Linked DNA regions of Homo sapiens: regions 1 and 2 are each linked to region 3. The links are chromatin loops, found by intact Hi-C in ENCODE. Cell type or tissue: B cell. All regions are shown on one strand. Links, peaks and the distances in the headings refer to the core of each region. The heading gives the core; the rest is flanking DNA. Region 1 overlaps LINC02660 (long intergenic non-protein coding RNA 2660). Region 2 holds the start of LOC105376361 (a long non-coding RNA gene). Region 3 holds the start of LOC105376370 (a long non-coding RNA gene).

Region 1 (7,421 bases), core at 1,439-6,438, 400 kb after region 3:
CAGGACAGTAAGGAGGCTCAGCAAGGCCTGAAGTGAAATTGGCTTTCTCTTTTTTTTTTTTGAGACGGAGTCTCGCTCTGTCGCCCAGGCTGGAGTGCAGTGGCTCGATCTCGGCTCACTGCAAGCTCCACCTCCTGGGTTCATGCCATTCTCCTGCCTCAGCCTCCCAAGTAGCCGGGACTACAGGCACCCACCACCACGCCCAGCTAATTTTTTGTATCTTTAGTAGAGATGGGGTTTCACCGTGTTAGCCAGGATGGTCTCGATCTCCTGACCTCGTGATCTGCCCACCTCGGCCCCCCAAAGTGCTGGGATTATAGGCGTGAGCCACCACGCCCAGCCTAATTTTTGTATTTTTAACAGAGACAGGGTTTTGCCATGTTGGCCAGGCTGGTCTCTATCTCCTGACCTCGTTATCCACCCGCCTCGGTCTCCCAAAGTGCTAGGATTACAGGCATGAGCCAGCACGCCCAGCCTGAAATTGGTTTTCTTTTGATACCTGGATACCTCTAAATCCTTTGGCTCTGACTTAGTCAGGACTATCCAAGGAAATCTACCACACAGGAAGTGATGGACTTCATCCTACTCATGAGAAGTAAGTACTTTTTAAAGTTTTCCTTCTGACGATGAAGGTCTCTCAAAGCCCATGACATTCTCCCAGCTCCCTACCAGCTTGGACTGTCTCACTTTTTATGCAAAAGGAATCTTTTGGCTCCCTTCTCAAAAGTAAGCTCTACCTGGACACAACAGGACACTGAGTCAGGGCCTCACTCTCACCACAGCTACACCATGAACTCTGCCCGGGACCGCAGGTCCCGTGGGTACATAACCATGACCAAGTTGGCCACAAGCACCGTGAGTATGGCGTGGGTCGCCCTCTTCCCTGTCTCCCTGCTGGACACCCACCCACCCCTTAGCGCCTGCAGAGAAGTCCCCCCAGGAGTCCAGGCCTGGGTCCCTGTGGCCCTGGGGGGTTTGTGGCGACCCCAACACGAGCTCTCTGCGACTGCACGCACAGGTATGCAGCCCAGGCAGCCCTTCCGTGAGCTCTTGGACTGGGGCTCATCCATCGCTGCACCTGTAACACTGGGCATTTTTCCCTGTAAACAGGAGACATCAGTTTAATAAGCATTGATTTCATTTAACAAGTTTGTATTGAGTAATCTCTGTGCACCTCAGTCCTAGGAATACGGCTGAAAAATGGTAAAAAAGCATCCAGGCAGTTGTAAATTGACATTCGAATCTAATTTGCATTCTGATCAGTAAGTAAATTAATATGCAAGTGAGCAATTTCAAATACATTATGAAGAAAAACCAACAACGTGATAGATTGGGATGGAGGGTGGGGGTGGGAGCTGTTTTTGATGGAATATTTGGGGGGATGCTTCTCAGAGTCTGAGTGAGATGTGGGCAGAGAGAAGGAGCCAGCCAAGTGGGAGATAAGAAAGGGTTTTCCTGCTGAGGGGGCCTCTAGAAGCCCTAAGCCAGGATCAGCTTGGAATGTTCCAGAAACAGAAAGGATGTCAGTGTCCCTTGAGAGCTCAATTGGGGAGTGGAGAGAGATAGATGAGTTTATAGACAAAAGGCTTCACACCTGCCTTCTCGGGGGTCCAGGGGGGATCTTGAGGGTCCAGGAAGAAGTGTGTGGCTTACTTGAAGAAAATGGGAAGCTGTGGAGGGTTATAAATGGGAGGGATATAATTTTTTTAGGTTTTGCAAAGGACACACTGGATGCAACATATTAGGAGAGAAGAGGTTGACATGGATGGACATTTTTGAACTGATGTTAAAATAAAACATTTGATTCCTTTTTCTGTACCTTTATGAATGCAGATGAACATACCCATTGTATGAGTCCATTCTCATATTGCTATAAAAAAATACCTGGGACTGGGTAATTTATAAAGAAAAAGGTTTGATTGGCTCACGGTTCCACAGGCTGTACAAGAAGCACAGTGGCTTCTGCTTCTGGGGAGGCCTCAGGAAACTTACAATCATGGCAGAAGGCAAAGGAGAGGCTGGCACATCTTACATGGTTGGAGCAGGAGGAAGAGAGAGCAACGCGGGAGGTGCCACACATTTTTAAACAACCAGATCTCACAAGAACTCACGACGGGGATGACAGCACCCAGGAGGATGGTGTTAAACCATGAGAAGCCACCCCCACAAGAACTCACATAGGGACGACAGCACCCAGGAGGATGGTGTCAGACCATGAGAAGCCAACCCCACAAGAACTCACGATAGGGATGACAGCACCCAGGAGGATGGTGTGAGACCATAAGGAGCCACCTCCATGGCCCTGTCACCTCCCACCAGGCCCACCTCCAGCATTGGGGATTACCTTTCAACATGAGATTTGGGTGGGGACACAGAGCCCAACCATATCACCCCCTCCTGTCTTGAAATGCCAGGGCTCCCTCCCCAGCCCCACCTGAAGGCAAAGTTCTAGAACCACCCTGAGACAATGAGCCAGTTGCTTCAAATTGAGCATGAAACCACTCAGCGTCCAGAGCAAAGGAAATACATAAAGTGCCTAAATTGGCCTAATGGGATCTTAGTAATCAAATATATCATCATCTGTACATTTTCCATATTACGGTGGGAACACTTTGTAGCCAGCCTAGCTCCCCTCCTGTTCCTGTTAGAATTTTGTTCTTAGAATAAATTTACATCCGTCCCCTGGTGCCAGGGTTCAGGCTGTGTTGCACTTTTCATTATAAGCCATGTTTACCGAAGGTTTACAACTTGGCTGTAAAAACCGGTTGGCACCGAAACTGGAAACTTGGCATGAACAAATTGGCATAAACATTGGCCGGAAGCAGTTTTTCTATCTAAATCTGAGAAAAACAGACTAGGTCATTTTCAAGTTATTTGTGTTATTCATGCATAAATAAAATGAAGCTTGACAGCTTCAAACAGTTGTTTGCTTTTGCGCTCTTCAAAAATAGATTGGATCCAAGAAAAGTAACATTTGGTAAACAAATACTCCATGACGGACTGTAGAAAAAACGAAAGGAAAAAAGAGTGGAGTGCAGTACATTAAATAGAAAGGGAAGATGGAAGCGTTTCAAAAGTCACTTTGTGTCAGAAAGTGGAGTCAGGAAAGGTATTATTAGGTGATTATGTGGTTTCTAGAGGCAAATTTAGAGATTCCTCTGGACTCTAAATTAATAGTGTAAACAAGCAGAGAGCAAGCTTTCAAATAACATAATTTATTTTTTTGAGATCTGAAGCACATCTAAACAACACAAGCTAACTAAATAGATGATGTTCAGGCAAGGAAGAACCAAGTGATTTCTAAATATGTTTTCTAACAGCAGTAGGCTTGGCCTGTAAAACAAACAAACAAAAAGTTTAAAAACTGGGGGAAGAAAAAAACAAAATATAAATGATATAGTAAAACATCTTGGTTGAAAACAATAGCATCAATGTCTGATCTTTCCGCTCATCTATGTATCGAATTAAGTTTAGAAATGCAATTTGTGGGTTTTGAATTCCAGCAGCCAGTAGCAGCTCTCTAAAGAGGGAAAGTGATGGTGCCGACCGCTCCCCAAAGAATGCCTTTTTGGCAAATTTAAAAGTCAGCCTTGACGTCAAGTGACTCCTGAGAAGGCTCCGCATTGAGTTCTGTGAAGCGTGGGCAGATCGGACTTTCACTCTCAAAACTCTGTCGGGGGATGACTACAGACACAGTTTAGGGCAAAATAAAACCAAGCCAATTCAAACAGAAAGTAAAAATAAGTCAGAGAGGAAAGAATGTGGAGGATGGACCAGGCCTGCTGGGGCCCGCGCTCTGTAACAAGCGCCCCTTGGGGAAGGAGTTGTCTCACAGGCTTGCTTTTTATTGATGTTCCTTCCTAACGGTTGTTAGCAGCAGTTAAATCCATATGGTTGTTCTTGGCAAAATGGATCTTGTCCTCTATTTGTAAAGTCTTGTTTCACCAAACTATAGGCAGAGTAATAGAATTCTATCATTGGAAGTGGAAGAATTTTCCACCTGGGGATTTCACCTGAATGGCACCTTTGGCCATTACCTGGCTCTTAGGATCAGCATGGTTCCATCCACGTGGTAATTCAAGCTAACAATTATCTTGGGACACATCTCAAAACTATTAACTCCCCAGAATGATCCACAGTGTTGATTCTCGGGTGGATGCTCCCAGTGTTTCCTCCTTCAGAGAAAGCTATGAAATCACTTGTTCACCCTAATATCAAGATTGTTCCAGCTGGTTGCAGTGGCTCACGCCTGTAATCCCAGCACTTTGGGAGGCTGAGGTGGGCGGATCACATGAGGCCAGGAGTTCGAGAGTAGCCTGGGCAACATGGCGAAACCTGGTCTCTACTAAAAATACAAAAATTAGCTCAGCATGGTGGTGCCTGCCTGTAATCCCAGCTGCTCAGGAGGCTGTGACAGGAGAATCGCTTGAACCCAGGAGGCAGAGGTCAAAGTGAGCCGAGATCGCGCCAGCCTGGATGACAGAGCAAGACCCTGTTTCAAAAAAAGAAAAAAAAGAAAAGATTGTTCCGATAGCAACTATAGCAATGCCATGTCATTGAGGATTCCAACTTGTCATGTGCTTCCTGGATAGGGTTTTACACCCTAGAGAGTTCTCTTCCACATTGAGAAGTATGAATAAACACATGCAATGACTCCATTGACACTATTCTTTAGAGATGAAGAAATTAAAGACCTAGGGCACACTATCGGGGTTCCACAGACCAGAGACAAAACAACTCAGCAATTAACAGGCCTCACAGAAACGAGTTTGGGAACCCCTCAGCATTTCTGCAGAATTTGCAGTTATTTCTAAGTATATTCCCTCCAGGTGCACGGTTAGCTAATCTTACCAGTCCCATAGATTCCTTGAGGGACTGGTTTACATCTTATTTTTGTATTCAGTTCCTAACACGGTGCCTGACACTCCAGGGCTTCAGCAAAATACTGATGCTATGATATGGGTAAGCGTTTCTATCTATAAATAGAGAGAGAGAGAGAGAGAGAGGTGTTTTGGTTTTGTTTTCTTTTAACAGACTGGGGAAGAAAAATGTTTGGAGGCTAAAATAAAATTTGCACCAATCAGCGTAAATGAGTGAGTTGTCTGGAAATGCCACATTGTAGATCTGAAATGCCATTATCTACAGGGAGCAGGTGCCCTCAATTGGGGACTTGATACAGTTTGGCCGTGTCCTCACCCAAATATCATCTTGAATTGTAGCTCCCATAATTCCCATGTGTTTTGAGAAGGACCTGTTGGGAGATAATTAAGTGATGGGGCCAGTTTCCCCCATAATGTTTTTGTTTGGACACTATGATCAGAGAGAACTGATGACTTCTACAACAGTCTGCTCTTCAGCTCAATATTCCACCACCAACAGACCTTGGGTTTTGGGGAGTTAATGGGGCACTCAGATGATTGCTGATGGAAACTCCAGGGGAAGTAAGGGTGGGGAAGAAGTGTAGCTTGTAAAAGATTTCCCATCTTTTAGTCCTAAACTTTCAACTGGGGGAAGAATATTACATTTTAAATCCAACCCACAGAAAGGAAAATTCATCAAAATCTCCAAGCCGAATGGGATCTGCGACCCTTTCCATGAAGACTGATCAGATAGGCCTGGCGCAGCTTTCTGCTCTGCTCCCAAGAGCTGTGCAATGTGTGGTCCTTGGGCCATTCCTGCTGCATAAATGTGCATTCTTTGTATTGGAACCCAGAGTGTAGGAACTAGTCGCTTTGACAGAGAATGAGGCTGGCCCTGCATCCATGTTAGACATTGCTATCCTTTTCTTAAGGTTTCTTCATTGTTACATAGTACATCTTGGGAAAGGAAACAGAAAGCTAACTGCAGTGTTAATTCTTGGAACTGGCATGAAAACGAAGAGGAGAAGTGACACAGCGAAAGAGCTTACGTTTGGGAATCAAAGACCTGGATTCATTTTCTACCTCTGTACTTGCAGGATTTGTGCAAGATTTTGACCAATTACTTAACGCATCTGAGCCCCAAGGATCCTGACCATAAAATGAGGCTACTTCTTCCTACCTCTGGACAATGTACGGATTGGCTGGGGGGCAGAAGAAATTGCCCTGGATGTCCTCTTTCCTTTCTGGTGCCTATCTTCCCCACCAGCAAACTCGGCGGCCTGGACCTCCAAATGTATCCTGACTCCGAGCTGGGTGATTTCTTTTTCTTCCGAGCCACAACCATCTCCATTCTGGACGGCATCCATGTGCTCCGAAAGCTCTCCTGCTTCCTCTCAGACTTCCCAACCATCTCTTCCCCAGGGCACCCGTGGGATCCAACGGCATGAACCTCATCACCTTATGCCTACTGAAGGCCCTGCTTGTCTTCCTAATGCTCTGCAGACAAAAGAACCCATGAACACCCAAGCAGAGGCTGGGCCCTGCCCGGTTCTGGCCTCCCTCACCCCTCCCCTCTGCCCATGCCCCCCCACCCTCCCCTCTGCCCATGCCCCCCCACCCCTCCCCTCTGCCCATGCCCCCCGTCACCCCTCCCCTCTGCCCATGCCCTGCCCATCCTGACCTTACGCCTTCAACTGCCCTGAAACACACCAGGTGCCCTCTGGCCCCCTCTGGCGCCAGCTTCCCCTGCCCCCAGCCCTTGCCACAGGCCTCCCATGCCTGGCGCTCCCAATGTTTACTTCTCATGTAGAATTTCTCCTCCTTGGAGACGTGAGATTGAGTCTTAATCTTTCAAACCAAAGGAGCCTCCACACCTCTCTCCCCACCAAATGCTTTATCCATTTCCTTTGTATCACTCACCTGAATTCTGTTTGTATTTGTCAGTGCCCCCAGAATGAAAGTGCAGGGCCCTACATGAGCCCAGAAGCTGCTCTTCCCCGAAAGTCTGGGAGAGAAGAGGCTCCTGGAGGTTTGTGAAGCCCACCTGCATGGCAGGTGTGACAGCCGGCAGGGCCCCTCCTGCACCCCGTCCCTGTGCCCCGCCTGGTGCCATGAAACCACTGGACAACTATGAGACGATTGAGCTCGTTATTATAAAATCATCACGTTTTTCTACTATAAACTTATAGTAATATTCCAGTTTAGACAGAATGAAGAGCATCCAGAGGAACTGAACAATGAGCTCCTGAGATGGACCGTGATTCCTGCGTGTGGCTTGGGTGTCGCATGGCAAGATGTGCACACGAGCAAGCGACGGTGAATTGTGAACGCTTCTGGCAAGTGCTCTGGCTGGACTGTATTTTCAGAGCTTTGTAAATCACCTAATTCCTTTTGCATAAGAACATTAATGATGCGAGGAGGCCAGTTACATTTTCAGTTATACTTTGTTGCATTTTAGAGGGAAATTATCTATCATGGTTAAATTTGCAAAGCTGGGTATTGCCAAAGGTCATGGGGATTTGTGCCCCACAGCAGGAAAGGCACACAGTAGAGCCAGCTCTT
Region 2 (7,421 bases), core at 1,053-6,052, 580 kb after region 3:
GCTGGTTCAGCAAGTCAGGGGTAAGAACCGAAGGATGAAAAGCTTAGCCAGCTGGGCATGGATCTCTCACAGATTACCTCGGCTTCCAATCTTTTGTTCAACCCATTTAGCCTTGAATTTTTAATACATTTGTCAAATTTATTTATTTATTTATTTTTGCCTACCATTTCTTTCAACAGAGTCAATGATGACTTTATCTTGGTGTACTTTTTTTAAAAGCCCCAAAGTGTTTGGCCTAGAAATGACACAAAATGTTAAGGTTTAAGGTGCTTTTTGCTTTCTAAAATATGCCAGAATACCAAGCTAAGTAACTTCAAACTAAGGTGATGTCAGGTGAAGAGCCCCGGAAGTGGGACATTTTATCTTCCTGGTTAGTCCATTACATGCAAAGCAGGGGAATGAGGTGTTTTTACTATTTTATTGCTTTCAGAGTCAATTCTACATCAAGAGACAGAAACCAAGATGACTCAAGAGCTCTTGGAAAAAAAAAAAAAAAAACATTCTCTTAGAGAACTGCATGGTTTTCTTACGGCCTGTGTGGAGGGAAAGCTGTGATGAAGGACCTGTAATTTTTATTTGCAGACTTTCAGTTCTGCTCTCATTTTGTTGAAACCATTGGTTCCGTCTTTCATTTCCTATACCAAGCGCATCATTGAGACCAGCTTCTGGGTATTTATTTGCAGTCCTGATTGGCTGGGGTTCTGATGCACGAGGCCCTGCCATCTTCTCTGTGAGAAGTGTTGGTTCGTTTCTGGATGGAGGACTCAAGCTCATTTTAGGGGCTCTCCTAGAGGTAGGGGTGAGTGCTCCAAGGGTGGAACATGCGTGAAGAATCGGTTTGCTCTCCCTCAGCTCTGTGCATAACCAAAGGTTTGATACCAAATGCAGAAGTTGCCAATGGAAGAAAATGCCACTTCAACTGCATGTGGAACTGTGGTTTTGAACCCAAGTGAAAATCAGAAGATTCTGGGGAACTTGAAAGTTACCCGATGTGTTTGGCTCAGGGATTAAAAATTTGACTTATCTTCATTCTAAATGCAATACAGAGTCTGACTCCTGCACAGGCTAAAGAAAGCAAGAAAGAGAGAGAAAGAGAGAAGAAGGAAGGAAGGAAGTAGAGAGGGAAGGAAGGAGGGAGGGAAGGAAGGAAGGAAGGAAGGAAATGTATGTTTTTCTGCACCTTGAAGAATAAAACGCTGGCCACAATTAGCCTTCACTATTCTCCTTAATGCTAATAATTAAGCACAGATTCCTTAGTTAAGTATGAAACGGTTTTTGGAAAAAAAAGTGCTGGGAACTCAGAGGTGGGAATGATGATCTCAAAAGTTCTCTGGACTCTGTGCATCGCGTTCTCACAGCCTTTCATTAACCGTCTCCCTCTCACCCTCAACAGGTCTGAAAGGTAGAGAACGTGTGCTGTTACTCAGGTGTATCTGAGAATTATCTAGGCATATTTGTAAAAGAAAACAAAAAGCCCCTTTTATGCTTACAGTGATCCATTATCTCCAGTGTCTAATTTGGGAGCGGGACCAGGAGTAAAGTTCATGAAATGTTAGGTGGGTTAGAGACCACTGAGCCATCCTCTGCCTGACATGGGCATCTTGAAACTGCCTTGTGGCCATGTGCTGCATCCATGGTCTTGTCCCTGGAAAAGAAACAAAAAGGGACATGAGAACAGGTGGCAGTGTCAGCCGATGACGCTGGCCCCGGGCACCCAGAGGCCCCCAGAGTAGCTCAGGCTCGGGACCTCCTCTTATCCAGATGGTGGGACCGTGATGCGCAGAAACCGCTCTGCTCCAGAAAGACCTGGGAGCACTGGGAGCCGGGCGGACACAACGCGGTGTTTGCACAGATTCGCCCCTTACTTCTCAGTCACATCGGGGCTAAAAACTCATTTCAAAAAGAACTAACCTGGGGACTATCGCAAGGAGGCATCTTTTCATCCTTGACTCTGCTGTCCTTAAACCACGGACCTCCCACTTTCCCTTTTGGCCCTCAAAGTCACTTGGTCCTGACTCCATCCCTTCGGATTCTGCTAAGGATTTTTTCCTGCAGAGCCTCAAAATCGCACAGAACAGACACCCTTGGACTCACCTCTCAGAGCCTCCTTCTTAAGAGATGGGCTGCGTCCCTGAGCCGCTCTTGTGGAAATCTCCTTTTATCCCATGGTTAGAGGAGACAGAGAAGGTTCTCTGGGCACAACTGGTCCTTCCAGGTGGAGACCAAAAATCTGTTTTGTTAAATCAACTTTCTCAGCACTCTTCCCTCCCTCTTCTTCCCTGTCCTTCCTTTTTCTTCCTTTCCTGACTTCCTCTCCCTCCTTCTGCTCTCCATGCTTTGCTTTCGTCTTTTACTTCATTTCTCTCCCTCCTACCCTCCCTCTCTTTCCTCCTTTCCTGTTCTCCTTCCTTCCCCTCTCTTTCCTTCCTTCCTTCACTTTTTGCCTTCCTTCCTTTTGCTTCCTTTCTCTCCCTCCCTCTTTCCTCCTTTCCTGTTTTCCTTCCTTTTTCTCTGTCTTCCTCCCTCCCCTTCTCCCTCCCTCCCTAGTAGCATGTGCGTGGTTGACAGATTGCCTGGACTTGAATCTCAATACCGTCACTTACTACATGCATGCGCTTGGGCAGTTTGCTGAAGAGCGTATGTCTCTCTTTCTTCATCTGTAAAATGGGTTAATAATTGTACTTACCTCATACAAGAGAAGGACTTAGCAGAATGCGTGGTCCAAGAGAAGCTCTCCACAGGTGGTGGCTATTATTATTAGCTTTTTATTCAGCCCCATCCTGGGCATATATCTCTCTGCAAGGTGTGAGATGAACACAGTGGTTTCAAACTTTGTTTGTTTGTTTGTTTGAGACACAGAGTCTCACGCTGTAGCCCAGGCTGGAGTGCAGTGGCGCGATCTTGGCTCACTGCAGCCTCCGCCTCCCAGGTTCAAGTGATTCTCCTGCCTCAGCCTCCCAAGTAGCTGGGATTACAGGCACGTGCCGCCACATTCAGCAAATTTTTGTATTTTTAGCAGAGAGGGGGTTTCACCATGTTGGCCAGAGTGGTCTCAAACTCCTGACCTCAAGTGATTGGCCTGCCTTGGCCTCCCAAAGTGCCGGGATGACAGGTGTGAGCCATCGCACCTGGCCAAGATGAACGCAGTGGGATGATGGCCTGGCCCTGCCCCCTGGTGAATGATCTGGGAGGTGTGAGCAGGCATCCTCCATCCCACCTCTAATCCCAGCGTCACTCCATCAGGAGGCAGGGCACTCTGTCATCAGAGGACAATCCCAAAGTCTCTGTGAAGGAGGAGGCAGAGGAAAGGGAGCCTTGCCAGGCGCAGAAGTGTTCTGTTCCTTTGAAGGTGTGTTGATTTGGGTGGGAGAGGGCAGGGAGCAGTGTTCCCCATAGGCTGTGCCTGAGTGTCGGCACAGGTGTTCCTCAGAGAGTGAGACCAGTTTTGACTGGAGAAGAAAGTTTGCTGGGACAGAGTGGGACAGGATGCAGTGAGACCTGACCCATCAAGGTCCCTGGGCCCATACTTGGGGAGATTTTCAGCCACCCGGGGATTTCCTTTCTTTATCTGCAAAATGATGTCTGGTGACACTGAGCTCTTTGCTGCCGGTGGCATGTTAGCCTTTTCCTGATAGAAATGCTGGGATTGGGGAGGGCTCTCGGTGTTTCTGAGTTGGAGGAAAAGACTGACAAAATAGGTATTTTAGACACGTGTCCATCTGTGGTATACAAGGTACACACAGGGAAAGAAAGAAAATAGGCACTTACTTCACTTATGAAACCTGTGAAAATCCCCTGAAGGGAGGTGTGATTAGTCACAGCTTGCACATAGAGAAAACAAGTTGCAGAGAAGTAAAGAGATGGGGCTGAGGCCACCGGCTTGCAAGGGACCCTGCCTGCAGCTTCCAGAGCCCAGCGGCTGGGCCATGCGGAGAGGAACGGACTGGCTGGGACCTGGCATGGGTCCAGTCCTGCCACCACTTTGCTCCTGGACAGGGTCATCTGTGCCTCTTTTCATCCGGTGATTATTGCACTTATCTAATAAATAAAAATTACATGAGACGCTATAAATAGAAGTTCTGGACATGGTAGGACCGCATAGGCATCAGCTATGATTTAAACCACATGGCAACAGCATGGCCTCTAGGAAGAGGGAGGCAGCGGGGAGGCTGTTCTGGTGCGAGATGAGCTCTGAGCAAGGCCCAGACAGGTTGCTGGTTAAGGCAGGAAAGGTGAGTCATCTTGTTCTCTAAGATTCCGAGAAGATGTCCTTAGGGTGATTTTTACAATGTTTCTTTGAATCACCTTTTTCTGCTAATGATGACAAATTACACTTTTAGAGATAATTTGAGTGTATTCCCTTCACTTAGTAATGTAATTTGTTGTTTTCAGGGCAAATAAGATTCGACGATGCAGGAATCTCTGGGACTTTGCTCCTAGGACTGCCCGGGAATCTTGACCCATCGCTAAGTAAGATGGTGTTTATAAACACAGGTGAGTTTCCTGTTTGTAGGGTTGTCTCGGCAAGACGTGGTTCCATGAGGACCAGTTTGCCCAGGTGCAGATCTGTGGTTTACACACATAAGTGACATCTGTAGGACCATGATGTCGCTCAGAAGCACTGTAGTGATGGCTGAAATTAAGCAGCCACAGGGAGACCTTTAGCTACTTAAAGAAGTCCAAATAACAGAAGAGAGACTGGTGTTGACCTTAGGTGACAAGGCCAAGAGAACTGAGCCAGTATCTCTGCAGCACAAGCCAGCAAGGCCACAGAGAAGAGGAGTCTCTGTTGACACCACTGCTGCTATTGTTCTTTTCCCTGAAAAACACAGTGTTCTCTGTTCTTCATCTCCCTTTACTTATTTATTGGATTTTCTACATTATTCCATTTGCTTAAAGTTCCAAAGAGTACACATAAGAACACCATTGATTGAAATAATTAAAACAGATAGCTTCAATAACAGCAAAACTGAACAGCAATGCAGCAGCTGATTTCTCTTTTGCCATTCTCTTGGGGTGTGGGTTTTGAAAAGCCAACTTGACTCCAGAATTTTTCAATATGCTTCGCTGTTGGAAATGGCTATGCCTTAAGGAAGTCAAGACCAGCCTTGTTCTCCTTAGACCAAGAGACCTGAGGAAGCACCTCACTGGCCCTCACCTGTGAAGGGGAATTGGCTTCTCCTCGGACAGTTATGAGAGTTTGCACCCTAGAAGTGAGGTGCATAGCAGCATGCTGGATGTGCTGTTTGCTTTTTTGTAAATAGGTGTTCTTTTGTTCATGCAAGATGTTAGAGAATTCTGTTTTCATTTTTTAGGGGAACCTCTCAAAGGAACAAAAAGCATTTATTCACTCAACCTGGGACTTCAACTTTATGGAAGAAGTAAGAGAAGAAGAGGAAGAAGAGGAAGAAGAAGCGGTGGCGGCGGAGGAGGAAGAGGAGGAGGAGGAAGAGAAGAGGAAGAAGAAGAAGGAGGAGGAGTAGCAGGAGGAGAAGAAGAGGAGGAGGAGGAGGAATGCATTTGTATTCCGTCTGGAAAAGAGCTTTCCCTAGGCAAAGCTAAGACACACAGCTGCAGCCTTGACCGATGACAGCTGTCCATTTCAGGTCCCACTCATAGAAATAATGACCCGGGCACAGGCAGCAATTGTAGCAGACGCTATTCCTTTTTTCTGTGTGTGCATCATTTTCGTTTGGTTTGTTTCTTACTCTTTGGTAGGAATTTCTGCTTGATGCTCCCACAGGACCTCGGTTCAGCTGGATCAGTGGAAAACCTGTACAACTTGTCCCTTTATAAAAACTCCCAGTTACAGTTTTTCTTTGATATTTACTTTGGAATACCTAGAGACTCTTCCCACCCACATCCCCCTTTCCAAAGACAACATGGTCGTGTTGGAAACAAAATTCGGGAGACCAGAGGACTTTGACTGTGGGAAGAAATGTGGTAGTTTAGGAACCTGCGACTCCTTCTTCCCAGCCCTCCAGACCCTCCAAAGAGCTGTTGACAAGAGCCTTAGATGAAGGCCCTGAGCTGTAGCCTAGCGCAATTCTCCTTTGCCTATCTGAAGAGCAGGACAGGCAGGATTAGCGAGGCAAACAAAACCTGAAGGACTTCTTAATAGCCAGACATCTGAGGCCCTTCAGAACCACTTTGAAGATCGGGGGTGATACTGGCTGAGGCTCCAGGTTTATCATTTGATTTGTGACTTTCAGCTCAGGCAGGAGACAGAGAGGAGAGTTCACCAGAGACAAGTCACTTCTGTTGAATGAGTCACCATCGCCACACAGCTGCTTGTTCCAGAGCAGCTATGGTGGGGACATTGTCTAGGATCCCAGGAAAAGTGAAAACATTGACCGGAATGTTTCCAGCACAATGAATGTGATAACAGAGAATGAATAAGTGGAACAGCTCCAACACAGCCAAGAAGATGTTGCTTTATGAGAGCTGACTTTCCCCAGAGCAGTGCGCTCCCATCACAAGGAGGATTAATTCATACATTTCAAGGCCTAAATGACAGACGATAAATGTGTGTAATTATGTAAGTGAGCCCACTGTGTTAGTATGCAAAGGTGCCCACTTTTCCTGCATCAGATATTGACCCTCTTCCATGTCAAAATTCAGAGAGTGACAGCTGCCAATCTCACCCCAGCATCCTCACCTGCTAACCAGGTATCTGTACTCACTCAGCGTGCCTGCTTGGCGAATCTCAGCTGAGTCAGTTACAACAGGTCCCCTTTCAGACAGGTGATGATTAGAAGGTTTGTGACTCAAAGAGCATGACGTGTTCCCTTTCCTCTGCAGCAGGAAGATACTCCCTGATATCGTAGCAGTGACTCAGCCTGCCAAGACAATCCATTTCATTCTTGTACCATTCTTGCATAAATCACAGTGCAGAAAGCTTGGCAAGATAATTTTTAAATTTTAAACTCGACCAGGAGAACTGTTGAGAAATAAGACTTCATATTGAAGTACGTTTCCTCTCCTCGGAAGCTTTCAAGAGGCGATGCTGGGTGAAGGGTTACTCCAAGGTAAATAAATGGTACTGTACTTGGTAGTAAACAGGAGCTGAGTGCTGATTCAGCCAGTCACAGGCCGTTCCTTCCTGAAGAACTCAAAAGCTGTTAGCATGTAAAGTGGGCTCTTCCACAAGGTGACAGATCAATCAAACTCTGTCATCTCCCAAACCTCTTTGAGGCAGGGTTCCATCAACAGATACCATCTTTGTTCACTTTACAGTTTGGGGGGTGAGGAGAAGGGCAGAAAAAGAACTCTCATTGGAAATATTATTTAATGTTTTAAATTAACTCAAAAGATCTTATGTTAATATATTATTTTTGTGAGTTGTTCTGAATTTAGATTCGTTTCCGTGTAATAATTCAGATACAAAGCTAAACATTGCAGAAATGATGGCAAATACTCAT
Region 3 (7,421 bases), core at 1,084-6,083:
TTGTTCTTACTGAGAACTTCCTAACCCCTTCCCATGTCTAACCCAGGCCACAAAAACTTTTCAGGATGGTTAGAATTGTAAGGTAAAATTTTATTTTCTTGTCTTTTCTTTTTTAAGCAAAAGGTATAGAGATTACCTGAATTTGAAAAAAAATTAGAGAAGGGGTGGTGGTGGTGAGTACCAGGAACTCTATATTTATTGATTTCATGATTTATCCATAATCAAGTTTATTGTTATCTACAAAAATTTTGTGTGGTTTTAATTAAAGTGCCCTTGGAGTGACTGGCGTGTGCAGGAGAGTTTCCACTCTACCGTAGGTGATGCATAAGCTACTACTGGACTGGCAGCTCTGAACCAATGGTAGTCCATGGCTGGAGTCCTGTGTTGAGGGTTCTATCAGTGCATCTAGGCTTTTTAAATACAGCAGGGTCTTCTTAGCAATGCCTGCTTTGTGCACAGGATTGGGATTTGCAGTATACATGGCATGGATTTAACATGCTTATCTTACATGCAGCAGCTTCAACCACTAAGACTGTTCAGCTCATCTTCATCTTTGTACCTGTCCATTAACATCAAGTTTCAAGGTTGTCAACGCACCAAGATCTGTTAGGCATCTTACTTAGACTCTTTCCTCCTCCAAATTAATTGCTTCCAAATTTCTGCTGATGGAAAGTAAGATAAATCAACTGATTAAAATTGTATTTATAATAGATTGATTTCTAGACAGAGGAATGAAAATAAGATAAATATGAAACAAAACAGATAATAAATGTTAATTATAAAATCCTGGTGGAGTGTACACAAGTGTTCACTCTGCAATTTTTTCAGCTTTTATGTTAGAAATATTTTATGATAAGATTTTTGGAAGAATTGTGCTTATGGAAATCATTAATAATCAGTGATTGCGTACATAAGAGGATTGCCTAAAAATAAAAGCATGGACTTTCATGGAAATAATTTAAAACACTGTCATTGTTCCTCAGGTTCCATTTTTGTTCATTTCTACATTTCTACATTTTGTTTTCTGTTTAAAATAGTCAAGTAAATGGCATAGAGTGGGTCATTGTTTCACATTTTTAAGATCCTTTGAATAATAGTATGGGGTGTTTTGCTACCTTGTTTGTTTTGTCTTGGCTTTATTCATTTTTAAATTTTGATTATATTGAGAAGGGAGAGACAAAGAATAGCAAGTATTTTTTTCCCTTAAAATACAAATCCAACATAAACCACTCTCCTCTTTGTCATCAAATCTGCTTGGCAGCAGTGTTGTGCCACCCACAATATATTACTCTAAAAAGCAAAGCTAGGCTAATTAATGTTGTATAAACCTAGGAGAAAATGCAAAATCGATGGGAGGAAGCTGGTAGGTATTTGAAGTTCCAACCTATTTCTAATGGTTGAATCATATTTTTTAAAAGGAATGCACTGCCCTCAAAACCCAGGGTTACAACAGCTCCTTAAAAGCCCATCAAAGACATAGCATGAATAGAATTACGAGAAATCGATGGGTCGGTTTTCTTCTCCTTACTTGAAAGACGGTATGAGTTTCTCCAGCTTTCTTCATTTATTTACTTTGGAACAGAAGGAAATATTCTCACTAAATTTAAGTGGTTCACAGAAAATCAAACTTTATGAAAATATTCATAAATTAACTAAACTGAAATAAGCAGTGTAAGTCATTTGCTCTCTTATTTTGGGGCTCTGGAAACTTCCTGCTTGTGTCAGAAAGGAAAACAAAGAGAACATCTATATCAGCATAAGAGAGTGGATTAAAAATTGGCCACTGAAGGAAACGGCAAGTATAGTTTGGCATAAGCTATCACAGCAGCTTACACTCAACAACGCCGAGATACCTGGAAACATTAACTGTGTGAAAACATGCCAGGAGAATTATGGGCCTTCAACTCCTTAAAATAACAGAATTCTGCTTAATAGATTGTTCTGCACTGCTCAGCAGACAATGACCACAGGCTGTCTTCAGTGGTTCCTATTCTGACCACAAAATAAATGGAAGTTGCGACTACCATGAGCAGGAGCTCAGATGAGAGATTCACTGAAAAGAAAGCAAATGCCTGTGGACAGTCAAGGTTTTGAAAGAACATCAGGCCCTAACTCCCGAGCTTGCCTGGCTTACAGCAATGTGATGGAAAGCATAGCCTTGGTTTCTGTGATTTTTAATAGTTGAAGAAATCTAAGTCTAGTTTCTTAAGATCTAAAAATAAATCACCGCAGAGTGTCCCATAATCTGTACACTACAAGTTATTATGAAAAGATGAAAGTAAAAGCACACTAACAAAATATAGCAGGTAAAGGAGCTGGTCAGCCATGGGATGTTGAAGAGCAGATGCTGGCATTCTCACTGGGAATCTGTCAACCCAAACTTCATCTCTGCTAGTGTAGAACCAGCAGACTTGGTGTGACTTTCAACCTGTCCCCCAGAGGCACCTGATTGCTGGAGAGAAGTTGCAGAGTTGAGAACAAGACTGATGGTTTTATCTCTGTCTGAAGATAACCATGAGAATAGCACTTACTATTGATGAAGCCACAAGCACACTTGATGAGGCCTGCAAAGAAAGCTTGGTCTCCAGGCAAGGTGGGGACCATTGCGGAAGTGAGATACAGAAAACGGAAGTGAGGTATAGAAAACGGAAGTAAGTCACAGGAAACGGAAGTGAGTTATGGAAAACAGAAGTGAGGTACAGAGGATAAAAATGATGTAAGGGAAATGGAAGTGAAGTTCAGAAAATGGAAGTGAGGTACAGAAAACGGAAGTAAGTTAAGAAAAACAGAAGTGAGGTAGTGAAAACATGAGGTACAGAAAACGGAAATGAGGTACAGAAAACGGAAATGAGGTACAGAAAACAAAAGTGAGGTACAGAAAACAGAAGTGAGGTAGAGAAAATCAAAGTAAATCACAGGAAAAGTAAGTGATTTATGAAAAAACAGAAGTGAGGTAGTGAAAATGTAAGTAGGGTACAGAAGACTGAAGTAAGGTATAAAAAACAGAGGTGAGGTAGTAAAAACTGAAGGAAAATATAGAAAACAGAGGTGAGCTAGAGAAAACGGAAATGAGGTAGAGAAAATAGAAGAGATGTACAGGAAACGGAAGTGAGTCATGAAAAACAGAAGTGAGGTAGTGAAAACGTAAGGTACAGAAAACGGAAATGAGGTACAGAAAACGAAAGTGAGGTACAGAAAACGGAAGTAAGTTACAGGACATGGAAGTGAGTTATGAAAAACGGAAGTGAAGTAGAGAAAAAGTAATATACAGAAGACGGAAATAAGGTATAAAAACGGAAGTAAAGTAGTGAAAACGGAAGTAAGGTACATAAAACAGAAGTGAGGTAGAAAAACGGAAGTGAGGTAGAAAAAACGGAAGTAAGTCACAGAAAACGGAAGTGAGTTATGAAAAACAGAAGTGAGGTACAGAAGATGCAAATGATGTTAGGAAAACAGAAGAGAGGTACGGAAAACGGAAGTGAAGTAAACAAACGGAAGTGAGTCATGAAAACCGGAAGTGAGGTAGTGAAAAAATAAGATACAGAAGACAAAAATAAGGTATAAAAAACGGAATTGAGGTAGTGAAAACGGAAGTTACAGAAAACAGAAGTGAGGTACAGCAAACGGAAGTGAGGTAGAGAAAACGGAAGTAAGTCACAGAAAACGGAAGTCAGTTATGAAAAATAGAAGTGAGGTACAGAAGATGCTAATGATGTTAGGGAAACAGAAGTGAGGTACAGAAAACAGAAGTCACAGGAAACCGAAGAGAGTCATGAAAAACAAGTGATGTACAGAAGATGAAAATGAGGTAAAAAAACAGAAGTGAGGTCTAATAACAGGAAGTGAGGTAGAGAAAACAGAAATAAGTCACAGGAAATGGAAGTGAGATAGGAAAAACAGAAGTGAGGTAGTGAAAAGTAAGATACAGAAGATGGAAATAAGGTATAAAAAACAGAAGTGAGTCACTGAAAATGGAAGTAAGGTATAGAAAACAGAAGTCAGGTTGAAAAAACGGAAGTGAGGTAGACAAAACGGAAGTGAGGTAGAGAAAATGGAAGTGAGTCACAGAAAATGGAAGTGAGTTATGAAAAACAAGTGAGGTACAGAAGATGGAAATGAGGTAATGAAAACGGAAGTGAGGTGTAGTAAATAGAAGTGAGGTAGAGAAAACCAAAGTACATCATAAGAAATGAAAGTGAGTTACTCAAAACAGAAGTGAGGTAGTGAAAAAGTAAGATACAGAAGATGCAAATAAGGTATAACAAACGGAAGTGAGGTTGTGAAAATCGATGTTACAGAAAATGGAAGTGAGGTGGAGGAAACGGAAGTAAGTCTCAGGAAACGGAAGTGAGTTATGAAAAACAGTGAGGTACAGAAGATGGAAATCAGTTAAGGAAAACAGAAGTGAGGTACAGAAAACGAATGTGATGTGGAGAAAACGGAAGTAACAGGTAACGGAAGTCATTTATGAAAAACAGAAGTGAGGTACAAAGATGAAAATAAGGTAAGGAAAATGGAAATGAGGCACAGAAGACTGAAGAAGGCCTAGAAGATGACGAGGTACAGAAGACAGAGGTGAAGTACAGAAGGTGGAAATGAGTTAGAGAAGATAGAAGTGATAGAAAACGGAAGTGTGATAGAGAAGAGGGAACAAGGTTCAGAAGATGGTCATGAGGTACAGAAGACAGAAGTGAAGTACTGAAAATAGAAATGAGTTAAAGAAGATGGAAGTAAGGTACAGAAGACGGAAGTGACATGTAAAAACACCCAATCGGTTACAGTTCTGCGTTTTCTTTATTTGAGCCTGGTCTGGACAGTTGGCCACCTCTGACTGGCAGAAACTGATTGCTACAAGAGGAGGTGACAGTTGGTTCACATATCCAGTTAGGTTACAGCCCACTATGTATGGAGAAACCTTTCAGGCAAACTTAAAATATGTAAGCAGAACACTTTATTCCATGCTTAATTTAACAAAATCATAAAGAGTATTTATGCTAATAAAGAAGACAACCAAAGCTCTGAGAAGTGGCTTTGCCAGAAGTTTCCATGCTGGTAAAATGCAGAGCCTTTATTTGACGCCAGTGAGGCTGGCAGCCGAAGCGACCAGCTATCCTGGAGTTCCTCCTGTACGTCCACGGTTAGGGAAATTCTTCCATCCTGGACAAATGGGAGCAGTCTAGTTGGTCACCCTAGTTCTGCTCTCAATGTTGTTGCTTCCCACTACACCACGACGGACATTATTCTCTCCAATGTTTTAATCGTTTTCTTCTATTTTGTGCCATGTAAAATAATTCATGATACAAAAGGTACAAAAATGGTTTGGGACAAAGCAGTATTAAAACATATACATTCAAGCTCCTGGTAGACTTCCTTTAACACACAGTTGTAACAAAGAGAGCCTCAGAACTACGCCATTCAGGACTACACACCCCTGTTTTTTTAATTAAAAAATTCTTTATTTTTATTCACATATTAGGGAGGGGGATAAAAACTTACTGCCATGTATTTTTATGGCAAAAAAAAAAAAAATCCTAGGTAATAAGAATATATGTTATTAAAAGTTATATCACTAAGAGTTGAGCTTGTCAGCTATTCAAAAGCTGCAGTTGGGGGTATGAATCATTAGGAAATGGCACAAAGGTTAGAGATACAACCTGTGACTATTTAAAGACATCACAGCCTGGTTCCCACCCTCAGGGCACAGGGAGCAGAAACAATGTGTTCATTTTGTCTTAAAAGTCCCATCAGGAGGTCGACAGGGCCAGTCAACACAGACATGTTCTAAATATTTGCCTTACGGGTGGACATAATTACTTAAAATACAAATTTAGGCTGCTAAAAATTTCAGTATACTATTATCCTGAGTTCTAGCTTCAACCTGTACCTGTATATATGGCTGCAGAATAAGGTTTTGATAGCTCACTTCTACAAAAAAGGAGAACAACATCTGTGAAAACACACAAAAGCCTAACGAGGTTATACTTTCATTCCATGGAAAAAGTGTGGCATTGATTCATTCTCAAGCTGGATTATTTCCACAATAAAATAAAATTTGCCTTCAATTTTAAAGGGAGTTTTTATTATGAGAAAAACAGAATCAAAAGGAAAAAAAAATTTTTTCACTAGGCATGTGAAAAGCCATCAAGCGGCCTAACAGATATTGGGCAAAATGCCACAATCTCTGGCGGAAAGTGCTGTCTTGGAAATAGTGTCCACTTTGACCAACACCAATGAAACCTAATGATGACCCCTATCTGACAATGATTTAGTGTGTTAACAAACTTAAATAGAATTTGACTAGCGCTAGGAAAATATAATGTGTTTCCTGTATATTATTATGAGAAAAATAAACACATATATGATAAACTATCAAAGTGAAGAATGGAAAGTTACGAAATGGTATTATTTCTGTCATCTTCTCTTGATAACAAATCAACTTTTTAAAAGCAAAGGAAAAATTGTAGCATGTATTAAATGCTTCCTGGCTTTCATTCTCTGGGTTTATCATGTCACGTCAAATCTTGTTGATTCTCCAAATAGTACCTGAGTTGTGAGCAGCACCACTCTCGTTTGCAAGTGAGGAATCCAGGCTTAGAGAGTCATTGTGCTCCCTGAACAACCAGCCTTGATATTACAACCAGCCTTGATATTGCCCAGGCACTCATTAAAATGCTCAATGTCAGACTCTATTTTCTCCTGCTAATTATCTGCCTGAAACAAGATCCCAGACAATTAAAGTTGGAGATTCTCTGCCCTGTGCCATATGACTACAATAGGCCTTCTTTCACCTCTTGAGGCTTTAAGGCGGAAAGGTGTGATACCATCCCCTACCTATTAGGAGGATGACAGTGAACACTCCTGTAACAAAAGACAGGTAAACAGGAGAAAAGTATAACAAAATTATTAATCAAACTTTACATGACACAGAGTAATGCAGAAATGAAGAGCCAAAATCTCAAGGAAAATTATTTTTATGCCTACATTCTATAAAGAACGGACAGTTGTGTAGAAATGTGATTAGACAAAAGGCTGTGATCTAATAGTGATAGAGTGAGGGGAAATCCCAGCAAGGCCTGCCTGTTCAGGTTCTTCTTGGATTCTCTGCATGCATTCATTCCTTCCTTCCAGGTATAGGGCAGGACTCCTGTGGAACAAGGATCTTCAAGGGAGAAGAGAGAGAATGACCTTTCCAGGTTTCATGGCTTGCTTTGGAAGAGAGGGGTTCTAGTGTCTATGAGCTGTGTTGGGGAAGAGGAATTCTCTTTCCTATGAATTGGTTAGGGAGTTGGAAGATGAGGGTTGAGGAAAGACACCAGGATGGGAGAAAGTCAGAGAGACCTTGCTTCTGAGCCTTTCCATCCCCTTAGCATGGCAGAGCACCATATGTGGGGGTGTAGTGTTCGGAGCCCCAACTAGGTGTT

What was found. A loop is a pair of places that touch in the nucleus more often than their neighbours do. Peaks named below come from ENCODE experiments on the same cell type or tissue, not always from the same donor. Only the 100,000 strongest peaks of a DNase experiment are listed, where the experiment ranks them.
Region 1: a loop joins it to region 3, with 26 times the contacts of the local background. A loop is called at or near these places in 4 of 110 quality-filtered maps.
Region 2: a loop joins it to region 3, with 12 times the contacts of the local background. A loop is called at or near these places in 2 of 110 quality-filtered maps.

What each region holds. Positions count from the first base shown.
Region 1 is chr10:3,931,591-3,939,011 of GRCh38, reverse strand. LINC02660 (long intergenic non-protein coding RNA 2660) reads right to left here. Exons shown (of 3, transcript NR_183984.1): 2 at 6,040-6,356; 3 at 3,200-3,333. Among named protein-coding and RNA genes, the nearest start is that of LINC02660, 23 kb to the right of the region's middle. RefSeq lists enhancers at 3,489-3,538, 3,559-3,608, 3,649-3,838. In B cell, for the core only: no CTCF peak of the experiment used is centred there; a DNase peak (open chromatin) is centred at 3,691; H3K4me3 peaks cover 1,004 bases; H3K27ac peaks cover 1,079 bases.
Region 2 is chr10:3,754,560-3,761,980 of GRCh38, reverse strand. LOC105376361 (a long non-coding RNA gene) reads left to right here and starts at 3,931. Exons shown (of 3, transcript XR_930578.4): 1 at 3,931-4,021; 2 at 4,393-4,494; 3 at 5,316-5,400. LOC105376363 (a long non-coding RNA gene) reads right to left here and starts at 1,679. Exons shown (of 4, transcript XR_001747332.1): 1 at 1,491-1,679. It overlaps LOC124902540 (a long non-coding RNA gene), which reads left to right and starts at 6,684. Exons shown (of 3, transcript XR_007062364.1): 1 at 6,684-7,028. RefSeq lists enhancers at 801-900, 3,934-4,153, 6,055-7,254. In B cell, for the core only: no CTCF peak of the experiment used is centred there; DNase peaks (open chromatin) are centred at 3,760 and 4,569; H3K4me3 peaks cover 1,827 bases; H3K27ac peaks cover 1,539 bases.
Region 3 is chr10:4,329,605-4,337,025 of GRCh38, reverse strand. It overlaps LOC105376370 (a long non-coding RNA gene), which reads right to left and starts at 2,568. Exons shown (of 3, transcript XR_930589.3): 1 at 2,532-2,568; 2 at 2,295-2,452; 3 at 211-662. In B cell, for the core only: CTCF peaks have their summits at 3,556, 3,813 and 4,019; DNase peaks (open chromatin) are centred at 2,785, 3,775 and 4,015; H3K27ac peaks cover 2,902 bases.